2 separate regions of the Mus musculus genome follow, and region 1 is linked to region 2. The links are chromatin loops, found by intact Hi-C in ENCODE. Cell type or tissue: left cerebral cortex. All regions are shown on one strand. Each heading gives the region's core, and the rest is flanking DNA. Links, peaks and the distances in the headings are about the cores only.

Region 1 (9,588 bases), core at 620-8,619, 77 kb before region 2:
CCTAGTGGCCCACACCCCAGCATGGGACAGTCGGTAAGAAGTGTCTCTTGGTGAACACTGGGTCAGGAATCTTCAGTCCACTCTAGCGCTACCCATGGTAGCATTTTTGTCTACAACCTTTCTGGTACCATGAGACTCCAGGGCACTGTGGGGCTACAGTTGACTCTGGCTAATTAAGACCATGAAAACCATCTCCCTTCTACCCGAGTGTCCATCCACTGGACACAAAGGCCACCAGCTGGCTCCCAGTAGTGAGTCCAACAAAGCAGGGTGCTTTGTGGGGGGGGGACCTCTTATGCAGTTCAAGGGAACAGAGAGTCACAGAGGCTACAGCATGGGGAGGGACAACCAACCTTGGCCCCACAGTCTAGAAGCTGTATGCCACCTAGGCTGTGAGAGCACTTCTCTGGAAGCTGAGGGACAGGGGTCAAGGTTCAGTGTTTCCCTGTGTTTCTTACTGGCCGATTTCAGACTCTTCCTCCAGGAAGACCTCTGAACTTCCATTGAACAAGTAATGTCCACCTTCCTTGGCAAACTTGATGTGATAGCTAGTTTCACCTCAACTTGTCACAAGCTAACGTCATCTGGGAAGAGGGAAACTCAACTGAGAAAAAGCGCCCCCCGCCATCAGATGGACCGAGGGAAAGCCTATGGCATGTTTTCCCGATTGACATGGGAGGACCCAGCTCATGGCAGGGGGTGCCACCCCTGGGCTGGTGGTCCTGCGTGCTACATGAAAGCAGGCTGGGCAAGTCATGTGAACAAGGGAGCGAGTAGCATCCCCCATGGCCTCCGCATCTGCTCCTGATTCTAGGTTCCTGCCTTAAGTTCCTGCCCTGACTTTCTTGGATGATGGACTACAAGCAGTAATGAAATAAACCCTTCTCTCCCCAACCTGTTTTTGGTCATGGTGTTTTATCACAGCAATAGTAACCCCAAGACATTGGAGTACCCCGGAAATTGGCTCTTACGTGCCCTTGTGGCTTTGCCTCTTTAAATGAGCGGTGTTTTATTTCTCCTGGACTGCTGAGTAATAAGCTTAAGAGGCAGTTGCACCCCCATGCCTGGCATCGTGAGTCCTCTGGGATCCCATCTTTTTAACTTAGCGCCCTGTGATGTGAAAGCCTGCGTTTTAAGGCCAGACAATTTGAATCCACATTTTGGCTCAGCCTTTTACTAGCCATATGGCTCTGGCCAATTAACTTACCCTCTCCGGTGCTCAGTTTATTCATTTAGATAATGGCGATAAGAAAATCCCACGCAAGGGCAGGACTAAAACAACCCGAGAGAAGCCCAGGATTTAGCTCGCAGTAGCTGCTCATTAAATGGGAGCCATCACTATAGTTAGTGGTGTGTTTGTGCATAGTGGGTACAGAAGTATCCCAGCAAAGGATGCACGAGGAGTTGAAGGGAAGAGGTAGTGGTCAGATGAGTCCCTCAACCAGGCAAAACAAGTCCTTAGCAGGCTGCCTGGGTGCTACCCACAACCAGCTCTCCGTGAACCATCGCAACCCCGGCCCCACAGGCCCAGACTCACGTCCCGCAGGTTGAAGGTGACCTCTAGCTTATTCCAGAAGGTATCTGCAAAGGCGGGGTACATGTCCAGCACCTCCAGCAGGTCTGCTCGATGGATCTTGTGCAGGTCGCAGTAGGTCAGGGCACGCACATCGGCGCTTGATTTGCCTGGTCTGGCATGGAGACTGGCAGGCTCCCCAAAGATGTCATTCTTCCCTGCCAGCCAGAAGGATGGTGGTCCCTCCGGGGTCTGGCTTCCTTATGAAGACCTTCTCTCGGGGCCCCATTGACTGTGATCTTCCTACCTCCCACCTCAGAGATCCCACCGAGCTGGGGCCTGGTGCTGAGGGGGTCTGAGGACAGGACTGCATGTGCTGGCATGATGAGGGAGGCCAGTCAGCAGTTCCACAAAAATTCCCCCAGAGCTGCTCTGTCCCGACAACATAGGATCTCTTTTTGTCTTAGCCTCTCAGAACCACCTCCCACCAGAAGGCCCTTTGGTTTGCCTACACCCTTCAGTACAGTTCCCATTCTGGCCAGGGGACAGTAGGCAGTCAGGGGCACTAGAAGTCCCTTGCTCAATTTCCTTCTGCTCCCCTTGACCCACTGACACTATGGAGTAGGGGACAGAGGATCCAAGGACTAAAGCTCCCAGCTTTCCCAGGTAGGACCCGGAGCTTCTGTTTCTTGGTCTCCTTACTCTCCATTGTACAAACATGGAACCAGCGTGCCCCTGGCAGAGCAACCCTGGGAAGCTACCTCCCTGTCTGTGAGTGTCTTCAACCCTCAGATGGGCATAACAATGTCACCTACTCCACTGGACTGTTTGCAGGGGCAGAGGTGGTGATGTTTAAGATAGTATCCCTCTAAGCTAGAGGCCCCAGCGTAGGTCAATGCATGATACAAGGAGAGATGGAGGTCACAGGGTAGACACAGGGTAGACAGCCAAGTTAGCTGATGTAAGCACAAGGTCCTTGCAGAGCCAGGAGCTATGCTGGCACTAGGATATAAACATGAGTATGAGAGTCTCCCACAAGGAGCCCCTCAAATCCCTAATAGGCAGGTACTTGGGTTGTCAAGGTTACAGAATAATGTATCTTAGAAGCAGATGCAACCAAGAGCTCTGGCCCATGAGGGGATCAAGGAGAGCAGGGAGGCAGGGCTTTCAGAAGGAATAAAATTCCAAGAGAAGGACAAGACCCCCAGGAGGAAAGGACCTGTATAGCCACGTCTGGGGGCAAAGAGACCAGAGTCACAAGTGCCATAGGCCTTGGTTTCTTTGACACTTCCTGCCCCCAGGAAAGCCCAGCTTTCTCAGCCTTGTAACACTGTACAAGGGACACTAATAGTTCAGCAGAGGAGAACAGGATGGAAAATCATTCCTGGACAGGATGGGGCTGAGGCTCAGAGATAGAAGGGACTTGCCAGGGTCACACGTGACATTCTGAACTCGACATTGATATCTTCTAGGTAATGTGATATCGACCTTCGCTTTTTAACACATGAAAAATTGTGATCTAATGTCTCCTTCTACTCAGGACAAGATGAGAGGATTTCTTGTCTCTCACTGGAACTTAAATTGGACCATCTTCTTAATTATTAATATTAATTACCCGTCCCCTGTGGGTGGCATTTGTAACGTGGCTTGGGAGAAGGTACTCACAGGGGAGTCCATGCTGTAGGTCAGCCTGGAGAATGACCGCATCTGCCTTGACAGGGGCAGGATGGGTTCTGGAGACAGAATGGCAGTGTGACAGAAGAGCGGAGTCATGGGGTGATGAGAAATAGTTGTCTAGCTTGGGCACGGAGTACCAGGGGACAGAGACAGGACTCACAGGGTGACTCGATTGGGTGGAACCATGGGTTTACCTTTGTCCCATAGGGACCTAGCAAAGGGTTCTGAGTGGACGAGGAATCTGTGCAGATGTGTAACCCTTGGCTGTTGGGAGGCTGAAGTAGTGAGGATGTGCCTGATGCGAGGCCTCAGGAAGGGAGCTCCTGACACCTGCCCGGGAGGGCCAGACCAGTGGAGGCTGGTACAGAAAGCATAACTATCAGTAAAGGAAACAACGCTCTGTATGTGACTGGATGGGGGCAGAGGACAGGAAACTGGCAGGCTGTTCCTGTGGTTGGCTTCAGCCCAGACAGTGGAAGGACAGGGAACAAGGCTGCCTTTGAGGGAAAGTGATGGTGTCAAGTTGGAATCTGTTGTACTTGGTTTGGCTTTTTAAAATCAATCAGTCCATCTGTCTGTCCGTCCATCCATCCATCTGTCTGCCTACCTATCTATTTTGACAGGCTCTCGTAGAGCCCAGGCTAGCTTCGAGTGTATCTCGCTATGCCTGATGAACGGAGCATCTTAGACAAGCACTGTACCAACTGGGCCATATTCCCAGCACTCTGCCTGTTTTGCTCTAAGGAGAAATGGGGGCTAGGACACATCTCTGGGGACCCTTGAGGCTCAGGCTATAGGAGCAAGGGGCTGGCCCGGGTGAGGCTGTGAAGTGAGAAGAAAGCAGAAAGCCAGCTGCCACGAGTAACCAGGCACTGAGGGCAGGGTAATGGAGAAAGGTGGGCAGAGCAGGCTGGGAGAGAACCCGTCATGGAGATCAGGCTCCACCAACATGACTGAAGTTAGAGATGGAGACTTGGGGTCAAGGGCTAGGAAGATGCAAATAGAAGAGAGGACTTGAAGTCAAGTGACTTGCTGAAGGTCACTTGACAGGCAGAGAGCTGGATTAAGGATTCTTTGAGGTGGGTTTAAAACTCTCTGAGGCCAGCAAGACTCTGTAAATTAAAGGGCTTTATAACCCTGACAACCTAGTGTGATTGCCAGAATCTGCAAGGTGGAAGGGACAGACAAGTTGTTCTGTAACCTCTGCTGTCACAGCGTTCTGTGTGGTGTCCCTGCCCAATGAATAACTTAATATTTATCTTTTTAAAAAATCTTTACTGTTGTTGTTTTGTTTTGTTTTGCTTTTCAAAAAAGGGTTTCTCTGTGTAGCTCTGGTTATCCTAGAACTCGCTCTGTAGAGAGATCAGCCTGCTGAGTGCTGGGACTGAAGACAAGAGCCACCACTACCTGGCAACATCCAGGAATCTGAGCAACACCATTGTTATGGATACTCATTAGGAAGAAGGCGACCCAGTAGGGCCTCTCCAGCCTCAAGCCCCTTCGTCAGCCCTACCCGACCCACCTAGAATGGCCACGACCACGTCATCGCGCAGGATCTCGATGGAGCCGCGGGAGATGAAGTAGAGAGTGGAAAGCACGTCGCCCAGGTGCACCAGCGTGTCCCCAGGCGGCGCGTGCGTGGTCTTGAACTTGACGGCGAGCGCGCGCAGGCACCCCTTGCTGGCGCCGCGGAAGGCGGGGCAGTGCTGCAACAGAGCGCGGTGCAGGTGCAGGCAGATGTCCGCCTGCAGGCACTCAGGGAAGCCTTTCAGCACCTGCGGGTGTGGGGTATGGCGAGTCTCTCCGGGCGCAGCAAGGGCTGTGGGTGTTGTGTTTGGGTAGAAGGGTGGGGAGCGGGGGCACACTGCACCGGGCTCTGGATCTCCCCTAGGGCATGAGGCAGCTGGTGGCCCACCCACTCCCCATCAGGGCTGCAGGGCTCACCGCGTTCATGTCGATGCCATTGGTGTAGGACCAGGCGTGCTGGAAATACTCTTCCAGGCGCTGCCTCAGTGGGTTGGGGATCTGGTGGAAGCGGATGAACTCCTTGACCCGCAGCATCTGAGTGTGGTAGCGAGCCGTGCCTGAGTACAGGCGCTGGATGATGGCCGACACGTTGCCAAAGATGCTGGCGTACATAAGTGCTGGGGGCGGGGCGAGATGAGAAGGAGGAGTTCCCGGGTGACTCCTGACCTCCTAATCTCGACAGGACCCCAGGGAAGGGCTCTCTTTTTCCATGGTGATAGCACATGGGACACAAGGGACAAAAGCCCCTGGGCTACCTGCCCTTCTGCCTTTCTCACTCTGCTTGTGCCCCCAGGCTTCTTCGGGACTCAGGCTAGACTTTTTTTGAGGAAAGAACTAGGGTGATGGTGTTTTGCTTTGTTTTCAGATTCAGATTTGTTTTCGCCTTCAAGTTGCAAAAATATAATACAGGGAAAACTAACTCTCTCTCTCTCTCTCTCTCTCTCTCTCTCTCTCTCTCGTTATCACCCCTCCCATCCCCTTTTCTTGTTTTTGTTTTTCTAAATACTCTGAACATGACAACCTAATGTGTAAATTTCCACACCATCTCTAGGGTTCTGAAAGCAAGTGTTATGGAAGGCAGGAAGCTCTGTGCAGAGACTGTGAGCTCTCGGTCTTCTAGCCGACCCCTGGGCTGACCTTGGGGCTAGAGACTTCCTAGCTGTGGGTCTCCAGCAGGTTAAGACCTTTGGCTTCTACTCTGGAAACTGGGCTCCTAAGAGAATTTGACCTGAACTTCTGTGATTTGCTTAAAGGAGTTGGCTGGCCTGTTACCATCTGCATTATTTTTGTTTGTTTGTTTGTTTGTTTGTTTGTTGTTTTTGAGACAAGGCCCCTCTGTAGCCCTGGCTATCCTGGAACTAGCTCTGTAGACCAGGCTGGCCTCGAACTCTCTCTGTCTCCCAAGTGCTGGAACTAAAGGCATATACCACCATCTAAATTTTTAAAATAATTTTTTTAAACAAGAGCTCTTTATGTCCTGTAAATGACCTGTCCTAGAGCAATGTCTATGAGTGGTACACACGTATACACAAATCTGCATGCCGCTGTTTTGGGGAAGTACCCTGTATAACCCAAAGTCCCACTCACAGCCAATGAGCATGACGCAGATAGAGAAGACCTTCTCAGAGTTGGTGTTGGGTGACACATTGCCGAAGCCCACACTAGTGAGGCTGCTGAAGGTGAAGTAGAGGGCGGTGACATACTTGTCTTGGACAGAGGGTCCCGAGGCTGGGTCGCTGCCGTTATAGTGCTTGCCAAGCTGCGCGCCCAGGCTGTCCAGCCAACCAATCTTGGGCTCCAAGTAGGGTCGCTCCACATTGCCGATGGCGTACCAGATACAGGCCAGCCAGTGCGCAATGAGCGCAAAAGTACACATGAGCAGGAAGAGTACGGCGGCCCCGTATTCAGAATAGCGGTCCAGCTTCCGGGCCACGCGCACCAGCCGTAGGAGGCGCGCCGTCTTCAGTAACCCGATCAGGGTGGTGGTCTAGGGACAGAGAAAGTCAGGGTCAGCTCTCGAAAGGGTATATTCAAGCTTAAGTTTGTTCTATTTGTTATCACACAGTCATCCCACAAACACTCAGGAAAGCCGCAGGCACTTGGCCGTGAAATGTAAGAAAGAAGCTCAAGGATTTCTCAGGCAAAGTGTAGAGCAATGTTCGGGTCGCTAGGAGAGAAACCCCATGGGAGCAAGGAGGGAGAGATCAAGTCTGCAGAAGCAGGTCAGGGAAGGCTTCATAGAGATGGCATAGAGTACATCGTTGAGAATGAAGGGGGCTGGAGAGATGGCTCAGCAGTTAGGAGCACTGACTGCTCTTCCAAGGGTCCTGAGTTCAATTCCCAGCAACCACATGGTGGCTCACAACCATCTGCAATGGTGTGTCTGAAGAGAGCAACAGTATACTCAAATAGAAGAGGAGGGAGGAGGGAGGAGGGAGGAGGGAGGAGGGAGGAGGGAGGAGGGAGGAGGGAGGAGGGAGGTTTTTGGTGCGGGACCACAGAGGTATGGGGGTATAAAGTGCTATGGCCCATATGGAAATCAACCATGACCCTTGCACCTGAAGAGTGGGAGGTGACAGACAGTGAGAAAGGAGTCTGGGGAGGTGTGTATGGCTGCCCCAGTGGTCTGAGGATCCATGAAGATCTTGGTTTTAACTTCAAAGGCTATGGAAAGTCCCGAGGGAGGAATGGCAGGGCTGGGTAAGAGATCTGAGACTTGCCTGTGTAGAGGGGACAAAACCTGGGAGCAAGGCAGGGATGAAGTCTACTCTGTAGGCAGCTCAGTGAGAGCGGAGGGGAAAGGAGCAGGCTTGAGAATGGTTCAAGGGGAAGGTTGGGGGAGTAATAACTTCTGTTGGACAGGCAGGCAGGGGTGACAGTGGTTGGGAACCCCGAAGGCAGAATAGCACGAAACATTCTCACATCACCCACAGGTATGTGGGTTAAGTAGAGGGATGGTCCCCAGGTCTGGAGGCATATAGCTAGAGATGGCAGATGTTTGAAGCCCCTCTGCTTCCAATTGCTGTCTACATCAGTGATGGGCCAGCATGGCTGCTGGCACTGGTCCCATACGCTCACCTCATCTGAGCCAGTGCGGAAGATAAGCAAGTCAAAAGGGATGGCAGCCACCATGTCAATGAGGAACCAGCCCTTGAAATAGTGGACGGCGATTCGTCGGGGGTGGCTGACCACCTCGTCATTAGTGTTGACGTAGGTGGTTCGGAAGTTGATGACAATATCCACCACAAACATGATATCCACGATGAGGTCCACCACGGTGAGCGGGCTGCAGGTATAGCCGCAGGTACCACGCTGTGAGTCGTCCTGGTCGCTAAGCAGAAAGGCAGCAGAGTAGGGCGTGAAGACCGCTGTATAGATGACTAAGAGCAAGATGAGCCAGTCCCATACAGCCTTGAAGGGGCTGTAGTGCAGAATGGTACCTCGGTGAATGCGCGGTGCCTGCAGCTTGTACTCTGGCAGCACATCTGCACCCAGGGACAGGACCTGGGATGGAAGCCATGGGTGGTCAGTGGGGACAGCCACTGCTAGGAAGACCGGTCTATGGGGAGGACTAGGGAGGAGAACTGTCACAGTCATGAAAGGCAGAAGGACAAAGGAAGGGCACATGAGGGACAGGTATGTCAGGAGGAGGTAGGACAGAGGGAGAGAGCAGGGGGCTCTGCCACATGGTTGATCTCTGGTAGCTCACAAACTTTCCCAGAAACAGCTCTTCTTGGGGTGAGCAGGGCCAGGCCTGGTGAGTATGTTTTAAGGAAACCTGGGTTGAGATAGCTTGCTGGGCTGGTTGTCTATAATAGGCTTTGGGTGGCCATTGGTGTTTGCTTGCTTGCTTGTTTGCTTGTTCTAGTTTTAGTGCTAAGGATTAAAACTAGGGCCTTATTACACAGGGCAGACAAGTTCTCTACCATTGAGCTAACGCCCCTACCCAAGTTTGGGATTCTTGATGGGAACAAGTCACTTCCAGAAGAGTCTTTATTCCTAAGGGCCAATGAGGTTCCTCCCTGGGGCGACTCTCAGAGCATCCCATGGAAAGAGCCAAATCTCCATCACACATGAGTCACTGCCATCTGTGAAGCATCCTCTTCTCATCTCGGTGCCTCCAAGACTATAGCAATGGATGGTTGCTAAGACAGAAACCGACAACTCCCAGCTGCCTAACACGAAGCAAAGCAGCTGGGGGAATCAGGAAGGGCAGGTGTTTTTGAAGCCAGACTCCAGGCTAAATATCCAGGGCTGCCATTTGTTTCTTTGGTGCCTTGAAGCAAGCCTAGTAACCTGTGATCCCCTGTTCCCTCATGGGTAAAACGGACAACAGACTGCATAGGAATGTAGTTAAACAAGATGTATCTGCCTGCTTCTAGGGCAGTGGTCTGCAACCTTCCTAATGCTGCACCTCTTTAATACAGCTCCCTGTGTTGTGGTGACCCCCGACTGTAAAATCCTTTTGTCAGTACTTCATAACTGTAATGTTGTGACTGTTATAAGTCATAAGGTGAATATTTGACATGCAGGATATCTGATGTGTGACACGCCCCCCCCCCCAAGGGTCGCAACCCATAGGTTGAGAACCGCTGTCCTAGCTCATCCTTTCTCCACCATCTGACCGACACGGTCTCAGTAAGGATGGGATGGTGGTGGGGTTGACCATCCCCACAGACTCTTCCATCATCGCTGCTGTTATAAGGAGACCAGCCATTCTAGGCTCTGGTCTTGTAGAGTCAAGAGATGGGATCATAGGACAAAAGAAATCAATCTAAGGACTGATTCTCCCTAAAATGGTACTGATTTGACAACCAGACACCTAAGTGGGAGCCACCGTGTTCTGCCTGCTCGGCTTCCAGCCTCCACCC
Region 2 (9,588 bases), core at 1,078-9,077:
ACCCTGGGATGCAGAACTTGGCTGAGAACCAGGCCCTGCCCCGACAGCATCAGGGGCTTCAGGGACCAAGGTGGGAACTCCCAGAGGCTTTGGACAAAGTGCAGGAGTCCCTGCCCTGAGGTTTATGGTTGGTAGGTGTAGATGATCAGAAGGCTGGGACCAGCATCTCCTCCTTCCTACACGTGCTGACACTGTTGGAGGGTGTGACACCTCTGCACTCAGGGCTTTCTGCCTGGCTCCAGCTTCTGTGTTGCCTTTGCTGTTCTCACTGCAGGCCCTCAGTGCTTGATGCCTGCCTGGCTGGCTGGCTAGGGAAGGAAGCAGGGAGATGGGGGACCTGACTTGGGCACAAACCTCTCACTTCTTTCTTGGAGGGAAGGCTGCAGAGTGGGTGGTATCAGGCTGGCTGAGGCCCAGGGCTTCCTGTTAGCCCCATTACTAGCCACAGGAATGCCCGGGCTGGGTTACAGGGAGTCTGGCTAGGGCCCTGCCAATCACAGCCAATGTGGTTAGACACAGCTACACTTAATGGGTCTATGGTGATTGCCCTGGTGCCCTGCACATTGCAGTTGTGGGGAACCCAGTGTCTTAGTCAGGGTTTCTATTCCTGCACAAACATCACGACCAAGAAGCAAGTTGGAAAGGAAAGGGTTTATTCAGCTTACACTTCCATACTGCTGTTCATCACCAAGGAAGTCAGGACTGGAACTCAAGCAGGTCAGGAAGCAGGAGCTGATGCAGAGGCCATGGAGGGATGTTACTTACTGGCTTGCTTCCCCTGGCTTGCTCTTATAGAACCAAGACTACCAGCCCAGAGATGGTCCCACCCACAAGGGGCCTTTCCCCCTTGATCACTAATTGAGAAAATGCCCTACAGTTGTATCTCATGGAGACATTTCCTCAACTGAAGCTCCTTTCTCTGTGATAACTCCAGCTGTGTCAAGTTGACACAAAACTAGCCAGTACACCCAGGCACACAGTTTGTACCTTCAACCTCTGCTCTCTGATGAGCTGTTTATATGCCTGTCTCCCATCTCTGCATACTCAGCTAAGTTCTCCATCTAGGAGTGGCAGAGGGCAGGGCAGCAGGCAGATAGCCTCACACATGCCTGGCACACATCTCTCCTCAGCCCTTCCTGGGAATTCCCTTCCCCAGGCTCCTCACAGCCACAGTCCTACAGTCTCCTCAGACAGCCTTCCTTAGCGCTGGCCTTGGGACAGCCACCTCTGCTCTCTGGCTCCTGCTTTATAACCTTCTCGTGCTTGCTGTGTTGATGCGTGACACCTACGATTCATCCGATTAGGTTGGTGTGTAGACGTCCATCTGCCCACGCATGAATGTGTGTATATATGGCATTTGAAGTTTCCGTTCTGATCTTTGTTCTGTCCCACATCACTGGAGTTACATGGAAGCAGGGCCCTGTCTTACTGTCTTCTTTTCAGGGCCTAGAACAAAGCCTGGCACACAGCAGGTGCCCAGTGAACCCATTCCTGAAGGGAGGAAGAAGGGAGGAGAGGGGGAGGAGAACAGGAAGGAAAGAGTAGAGTGATCCCTGAAAGCATGGTCTCCCAGTGCTGTCACACTGAGGGACAGGAGTTAGACAGACTCCTCGGTAGGCAGTTAGAGAGAGGGGACATGTTTGGTAATAAAGATGGTGACCTGCCAAGGTGGCCAGCTTCTTCCTCACCCTCCAGACCCGAGACAAAAACCTGACAGCTTAAAACAAAGGCCCTGTGGGCATCTTCTCCCACCACCGGCCAACTGCTGATGGATTGGCCCAACAAGTTCAAGATGTGTTTACACAACAACTGTGGGCCAATCGGCAACCCTGTCTGTGTTCTGAACTGGCCAATCCTAACTTAGAGGAGGAACCCCAGCCCTGGAGAGGAGACTGGATTTTCTGGTTTCCAGAGTCTCTTCTCTGTTTGAAGCTCTTTTTCTCTGGGTGTTTGCTGTGTGTGCACGTGTTTCCACGGTCCCAATAAATCAAAAGAAAAAGCCTCAACCGCGGATGCTGACTGTCTGCTCCTGTTTTCGGAGTTCGAGATCTTCCCTGCCTTCTGGTTCTTTAACCGTCAGAGGAGCTGAACCTGATCAAGAGCCCTAGTTGGTAGATAACACCACCACTTCCTGCTCAAGGCTGGTTCCCCACAGGCCCTAGCCAGCGCGTGTCCTGCTCCTTCAGGGCCCAGCAGAGGAAAACCTCTGCCTGACGGCACACCTCGCCTGGTCTCCACATTTGAGTTCTGTAATTACAGTGTGCTGTTTGTCTAAGTCTTATTTTTCTCAGAATGGACCAACCTTGGGATCAACCATGGATGGGCAACAACTCAGTCTTTGATGTCCCGTGTCCCCTGCCCTTAGTGTTCCTGAGGTCTCAGGTGGCTGTCTTTACTGCTGGCTCTGGAAGCACTGTGGCTGGTGTCTTGCCTGGCTGCTGCTCTTGCCCCCATGGTGGGTTGTTCCAGTAGATGCTCTGATCCTTCCTGGGTCTCTGCTGTCTTGGTCACCTTCAGTGACCATGTATCTGGAAGATAAGCTTTTCTTCCATAGTGATTCATGGTTCTATTTTCAACTTGATCACAGTAACCATTATGTATATCCACAACCTGAAGGGACCTGAGGATGCTGCTGCCTCAGTCTCAGGGTGGTGGACACAGGACCTGCTTGCTGCTGCTGGTGGCCGTGGCTGCTGAGCTGAGAGCTCTCCAGGGGATATTGTAGGGCAGGGCCCAGTTTTTGGAACTGATATAAATTTGTTTGGCTCAGGCATGTGGATTCTTGTATCGCTTTTCACATTCCTCTGGACTCTAAGGACTCCAGAAACACTTGGGAGCTACACCTACACTAGGCTTCCCTGGTGAAATGAACAAAAAACTAAAAACTTACCTTCAAAGTAAAACCAGGCTGGGTGGTGGTAGCACACAACTTTAATTCCAGCACCCAGGAGGCAGAGGCAGGCAGGTCTCTGAATTTGAAGACAGCCTGGTCTACAGAGAGTGTGTTCCAGGACAGCCAGGGTTATACAGAGAAAAGTCAATACCTCTCACAGATGCACGTGTGTACACGTGTGCACGTACACACACACAAACACACACACACAAGACCTGGTTACATTTGAGAAACGCTTAGGATCTATTCATGCTAAATTTCTAAGATAGAAATGTAACTAGGAATCCTGGTTTTCCCCTCAGCTTTCTGCACTGGGTAGCCCTGGGGAGAAAGAATGTGCCAGGTGGGAGTGGGTCTGCCTTAGGTCTGGCGTCCTGGTTATGAGGACAAAATTTATTCTGCTCGGTGCCTTTTTTTGCTCCTTAAGGCCTTTCGCTCAGAGACCCCCTCCCTGCATCGTGAGTGTGTGTGAGTGTATGTGTGGTCGTCATAACTCTAGTCTTTCCCATACTGCCACACTGGCGGTCAGGAAATGCACTGTGAAGCAGTCAGCTTGGAGACTTGAAGGAATGAGGTAGGGGATGATCCAACAAAGGACTCTCCCAACAGGAGCCTCCCCGGGTCTTGGAAGGCACTTTAAGACCAACACTTAAACAAGATTCCATCCTGCCAAAATCGGTCCCTCCTTTTCCTCCCAGGAGCCCAAATATACCCAGCAAACAATGAGAAATGGCTCAGCGCCATGTTTAGTTTATAAGCATGTATTTATTGCCTGCACCACCAAGGAAGCTGTTGCTTACCTTAAAAAGCCCATTAGCTTCTGCCAGACGAAAAGTTACCATAAGGTAATTCCGGTTTTTGGTTCTCTCTCAACCGTACACTAGACAGCATACCCACCCTCTAAGAAGGAGCCCCCGCCCCAATTCTGGCTTCTACCAGTGGGCAGCTCCCAGCATGCTGAGGTGTTCCAGGGACTGCCTTCACAGTCATGCTTTGCCTCACAAGGTAAAATACCCCATTTCTCTCCTCCTCTCCGTGAGTCTGGCCAGGCATCCAACAGGAAAGAACCTTTTGTTCCCAGCTTGTAGGAAGTCTGAGCTAGGCTCTTATCTATTCGTAGCATTTCCTGGATAGCGGGCCAGGATCTGCTAAGCTCCCAGCCTTGGTCTTGGCAACAGTCTTAAGTACAGACCTTGGCATACACCAGGTCTAGGACTTAAATGAGAAGTTGGAAGGACACAATTTACCCTTAGATTGGTGTCTCTGTCTCTCTCTCTCTCTCTCTCTCTGTGTGTGTGTGTGTGTGTGTGTGTGTGTGTGTGTGTGTATCCTGGAGTGGAAAAAATGGGAGGCAAACTGTATCAACAACAGTGTCTATGTGGTCAATGTGGCTGGTGTGCAGATGCGGAAGGGCAGGGTTATTCCCAGCCTTCCAGTAAAGTGTAAAGTGCCATCTCCGCCCACGAGGGCTGGAAGAGGTGACCCTGGGTTCCCGGAGCTGAGCTTGGGCCCAGGCCAGGCCTGACACCTAGCGGCCTCCTGGGTTTGGGCGTGGAGAGTAGCGAGCGAGAAGCTAGAGACCGGGAACCCGGGCGCCGAACCCGCGCCGCTAACCTTCCCCGCACGCCGGTCCCGAGCCAGTCCGGAGCCAGTCCCGAAGCTGCTGGAGTTCGGGTCCTGAGTGCGGGTCGGTGTAGCCGAGGTGCCCTACCGAGTGCCGGCGCCTGGCGGGACTTCCGGCGCAGGTGACCGTCGCCTCCTCGCGCGCGCTACCGCTTCCCCGCCGCCGCCCCGTCTCCATGGCGACGCCGTCGCGCCGAGGCTCGTGGAACCTGCCGAGCGTCCGGGGCGCGGCGCGTGGACGCGCGCAGGCCTGGCGGCGGCGGGACAAGGTAGGCGACGGGGAGGTGGGGAGCCGAGTTCCGCGCGGAGGGGCGGAGGGGACTGTGGCCAGGTGAGGCAGGGCTTCGAGCCGCCCTTCCGCGCGCACCTGCCCGCACCGACCCGGCGCTGCCCGGCTTGTCCCCTGACGCGGGTGTTGTGCTGCTGGCACCCGGCAAGGCAGCCGGGGGAGCGCGGGCCGCGTCTGCCCGAGTTAGAATGGGGACTGCTGGTGACTTGAATTCAAGTCCAGGGGCCTGCGGCTGTACTGTAGAACAAAGTGGGTGGGAGTGGACCAATCTGCATTCGCCACGACTGAGCTCCCACTGTCCCCGCGGCCGGTCCCTGCGCTCAGGTGCGGGCCTGGTGGATCCTCTTTCTCTTCTTCCGCATCCCACCGTCCTCGGGCAGGATAACTAGTTCCTATCCTGGCAGAACGCCTGGCTTCGTGCTTTGGCCTTGGAAGTGACTCAGGGGCGGAACTTCTCGGAGAGAGGGATCTGCTGCCGCCTCTGACTCCTGGAGTGGTAGCCAGGCCACCTCCCCCTTTCCGGTCACTTCTCTTCTTACCCTTACCACCTTTCCACAGGCGCTGCAGCACCACAAGTCACAGACACTTTTGGTTGCCCTTCCTTTTTTTGTCTTGGCAATTTTCTTTAAGAAAAGCCCCATCTCCGATACCTGAGTTCTGTCCGCTTCTTAACAAAACAAAAAGCAAAGTGTTCTCACCTCCCTTAGATACCTTGATTGCTCCTCAGCACTTGGATCTGGGAGGAAAATACTGGACTGCTCCAACCCCACCCCTTGTAGGAGGAGCTCCTGGAACCAGAAGTAGAGTTGCACACAGATGCCCTGCCCTGCCATTGTCCCTGGGTAGGCAGAGCCCAGGTTTCTTGAACTTACAGACATCTGAATGCTGGGATTAAAGGCCATGCCAGGCCTTGCGTTCCATTTTCTAATCGCCTCACAATTAATTAGAGTACAAGTGGGAATATGAAATTTCAGACATTAAAATTACCACCTAGGTCACTTGTGGTGACAAGAGGCTGTGTTCCTAGAATGTGGGAGCCTGATGCAGGGAGACTGAACGTTTAAAGCCAGCAGACCTACAGAGGGAGATCTTGGTCTAACGCCCCCTCCCCCGCAACAAGAACTAAAGGCAGACTGTTTGACAGTCTTCCTCGCTCTAGAAGTTTGTACTCTATAGGGGGAATGAATGGGTTGGTGGTGGGGCAGGAGGGATCTGGTCATCTTCATGGGTCCGTTGACGTCACTATGACGTTTAGGAGATGTTATTTTTGTTCAACTGCTGTTTGCTTAGGTCCTAGCTAGGTGGCAGGCACTGTGCTAAGCACTTGTGCATATTTTTTTTTTCCATTTAAGTTGTCCGAAGTCCAATGAGGTAGGTCTTAAGGTCCCCACTCCACCCCGCTCTCCTCCTCCCCGACCCCACAGTTGAGGAGGCCAGCTTGGAGAATGGACAAGGCCTCCCTGATGGCACACAGTAGGAAACAGTGGAACACACAAATGCTCCCATGCCTTAGGTGGTTGGCATTCATGGGAGCCCTTCCTCCATAAAAATAAATAATGATATTTTTCAAATTTCCCTGGTGTAAAGACAACATACAGACTGGATTAAAAACATAAACCATTTCAACCCCTAAAGTTCAGCTCTTCCATTCTGAAATGAAGCAGGCTCTTTTATTTTTAACTCTTGGCAAGTTCTGGTGCAGAGGCACACCTGATGCTGACCCTCCTTCCTTCCTGGCGCATCCTGGGTGCCCCGTGCTACCGCTCAGCTTCTTTTTGCCTTTTGTCTCATCGTGTCTTAGGATCTTACCCATCAAGGAAAGCTCTAGTCCCTTCCCCCACTGCAGTCTTTCCTAACTCAGTTAAAGCCTGCTGCTGATGGGGAGGGCTGTGGCCAAGCCAGGTTTGCTGCTTCCCTGTGCTCTGCTCTGCCTCCTGGGCTGTTCAGCATGTGCATCTGGTACCAGTAATGAGGTTAGGCCTGGTTGCCTTTTAATAAAACACAGTGGGCTTGGAGAAGGAGCGTGGTGCTCTGCACAGGTCGAGCCCCGAGGGTAGCCATGTCCCCGTGTGATTACATTAAGTGGGAGCCAGTCTGCAGGTGGCCTGTGGAGATTGGGGGTGTATCTGTTTGAACTGTCACAGCCCAGAGATCTGTCACCCCACCCTGAACTGAAAGGAAGGAGAGTAGCCATGTAAGGGGCCACACAAGCACCAGTTCCTTGCAAAGCTCTGAACTATAGTGCGATGTGTCAAGAGGCTGAGGCAGGGGGATATCTAGTTAGAAGCCAGCCTGGGTTACACTGTGAGATCATGTTTTGAGAGAAAGGAGAGGGAGGGAAAAGGAGAGAGAACACAGATCTGTGGGGGCAGAGGAAACCCAGGGTCAGGAGTGACCATTTCCAGCCTGAGGGGTGATGAGCTACTGTTGTGCTCTGGAAACACAGAGGCGAGAAGAGCCTACAGAGAGAGCAGAGCCAGGGGCTGCGATGCAAACACATGCTTACACGGGAGCAATCCACAAGTCCTCTAAAGCTCGCGGATACAGGCTTGCTATGGGTTGAGCAGCTCTGTCCAGAGCCTTGGGGGCATCCATGCCCCCCTCCTGCCTCTTACATCACCTTGTAGCCTTACCTTCAAAGGGTGTATTTCCTGAGGCCAGTCTGGCTCACTCTGTCCCCAGGCTGGCGTCCTCGCTTGTCTGGGTGTCCTACCTGAGAGTAGATGGGAAATGAAGATGCTGCCTCTCCCTCCCTCCCCTGGAACCTTTTTCTCCAGAGAGCTGCAGGCAGCCCCTGTGCCTGGCGCTCGGGCAGTGCTGGGGATGAGCAGGGGCCAGGGAGATTCTCCTATTTATCTGGGGCCACTAAAGCTTTGACTGGCTTAAGTGTTTGGAACGTGTGACAGTGCCACCTTAGTTACTGGGCATTAGGAAGTTCAGAGTCACACTGCTAGCAGGAGACTCAGAGGAGAGAGCCCAAAGGTGCCCATCTCCTGTTCTGGTGGGGAGGGCCATGCAGGGATGGCTTGGGTTTTTATTGTCCACTCCCTACCCCCCACCTTTGGCAGAGCTGGAGACTGAATTTAGGCCTTGAGTATGCCTGGCAAGTGCTCTGCCCTCTATGGCCCTTGTTGTAACATCAGCTACTATTAATATTTGTCTGAAAGCCCCTGCCGGCAGGGCCCACATCTTTTCTGTGGAGTTCTAGCATTTAACATTGCCCGCTATAAGGAGCAGCAGCCAGAGTAGCAGCTATTTGCTGATGGTAACTTTGGGCATGTCCTTTAGTTACTGTCTTTGAGCCCTAACTTTAGTTATTGTCTCTGTGCCCTAATTTTCCCATCAGTCACATTAGGGTAGCACGCTTGTTATGCCCACAGTATTGTTGAGGGTTAAACAGAGAGGGTACAAAGTGCTTGGTTCAGGGTGTGGGGTTCACTGGCTGTTGGGTCTCCACCCTGCTGGTGCATACGAGCCCGTCTCACTCACTCTGGGGTGGGTGCAGGGAGCACTTAGACATTTGCTTCATAGGGAATTCCAGAAGGAATTTTCAGTGGGATGGTAAAGCCATCCTCTCACTCACTCCCTTGTGAAGAGACTTTCTCTAGGGTTTCTGCCCATTTCGAGAGAAGACTGACTGGGACAGAAAAAGCAGGCCGTGGCTGGTCAAGTGCCTGACCCCTGCATCCCAGACCTGCCCTTTGTATTCCAGGAGGTCTGAAGAAGGCTGCTCTTGCTCTTCTTTCTGATGGGGAGCTAATCAGATTCTGTCGTGCTTCGGGCTCTAAAGAGATGAATCCAATAAGGGAGGAGTGACCTGGAGAGGAGGAGGAGGCAGGACAGAAGACTACAGGGGCACAGCATTCTTTCTCTGTTGGATACCCGAGAGTCTCGGAGAAGGGTGAAGTGACCTTCTTGCCTTTAAGGAGCAGGGCAGGAGACATTTCCCTCGAGAGCATCGTGGGACTAATCTAGAGCAGAACCCAAGAGGGTAAGGAAGTTTTGGGGGAGCCTTGAGGACAGAGGAGGGGGTGGAGCTGCACTTGGGGACAAAGTAGTGAGCAAGGTGCCATTGCCCTGGGGTGAATCTGGGAGGCAGTGTAGGCGGCAGGGAGCAGAGGAGGAGGCTGGGCAACACTAGGAGGACCGCAATAACAGCAGGTGTGTTGTTACTGCAGGGGCGGTGAAGCCCCCACATGGACCTGGTGGGAACATAGTGGGGCTGCAGAAAGATAATTTAGGATGGTGTGGCAGCTGGGGTGATATGACTTACAAAGCTAGGCGTGTCCAGGTGTGTCAGGCAGATTGACTAGGGAGAGGCTAGCGTGGTCTGGTATGGCTGCAGAGATGGCCGAGAGGAAAGGGATAACAGAGACCAGGGAGCCCCTGCGGCGCTGTGTAACCTTCAGTGGACTCCCTGGGCAGGAGCAGAGCAGTCCATGGTTATCTGGGATGTTGTGAGGAGAGGACGCTGATCTTGGATGAGGCTGAAATGTCCGTGGGGTGGGACTCGGAGGGAGGACAGACCTGGCATGGGATTTTGCAGTCACATTGGGAACAGACAAGGATAGCAGCAAGAATTCAGAAACAGGAGTTTACTCTTGGCCAGGGCTTCAGAAAGAATTCCCACACGACAGGGGTAGCATGAAAGAAAATGTCAAGAATTTGAGAAAGGGGCTAGCCTGGGTTCATACCAGCCTCCGAGTAGTGCGTATTCCGTGAATGTCGAGAACCAGTCTCCTGAATATTCAGGGTAGGACGGCAGAGCCCGCTGGCAGGAGGT

The links. Hi-C counts contacts between places; a loop is a spot of excess contacts. Peaks named below come from ENCODE experiments on the same cell type or tissue, not always from the same donor. Only the 100,000 strongest peaks of a DNase experiment are listed, where the experiment ranks them.
Region 1: it touches region 2 in a loop (4-fold over the local background); 12 of 42 quality-filtered maps call a loop at or near these places.

The regions. Positions count from the first base shown.
Region 1 is chr11:106,015,868-106,025,455 of GRCm38, reverse strand. It overlaps Kcnh6 (potassium voltage-gated channel, subfamily H (eag-related), member 6), which reads right to left. Exons shown (of 13, transcript NM_001037712.2): 5 at 7,796-8,221; 6 at 6,305-6,704; 7 at 5,135-5,334; 8 at 4,713-4,965; 9 at 1,538-1,731. It overlaps Gm35971 (a long non-coding RNA gene), which reads left to right and starts at 4,716. Exons shown (of 3, transcript XR_880254.3): 1 at 4,716-4,978. In left cerebral cortex, for the core only: no CTCF peak of the experiment used is centred there; DNase peaks (open chromatin) are centred at 4,893 and 5,086; H3K4me3 peaks cover 1,145 bases; H3K27ac peaks cover 1,079 bases.
Region 2 is chr11:105,939,308-105,948,895 of GRCm38, reverse strand. Cyb561 (cytochrome b-561) reads left to right here and starts at 4,409. Exons shown (of 6, transcript NM_007805.5): 1 at 4,409-4,785. In left cerebral cortex, for the core only: a CTCF peak has its summit at 4,422; DNase peaks (open chromatin) are centred at 4,608, 5,071, 5,591, 5,917 and 1 more place; H3K4me3 peaks cover 2,044 bases; H3K27ac peaks cover 1,633 bases.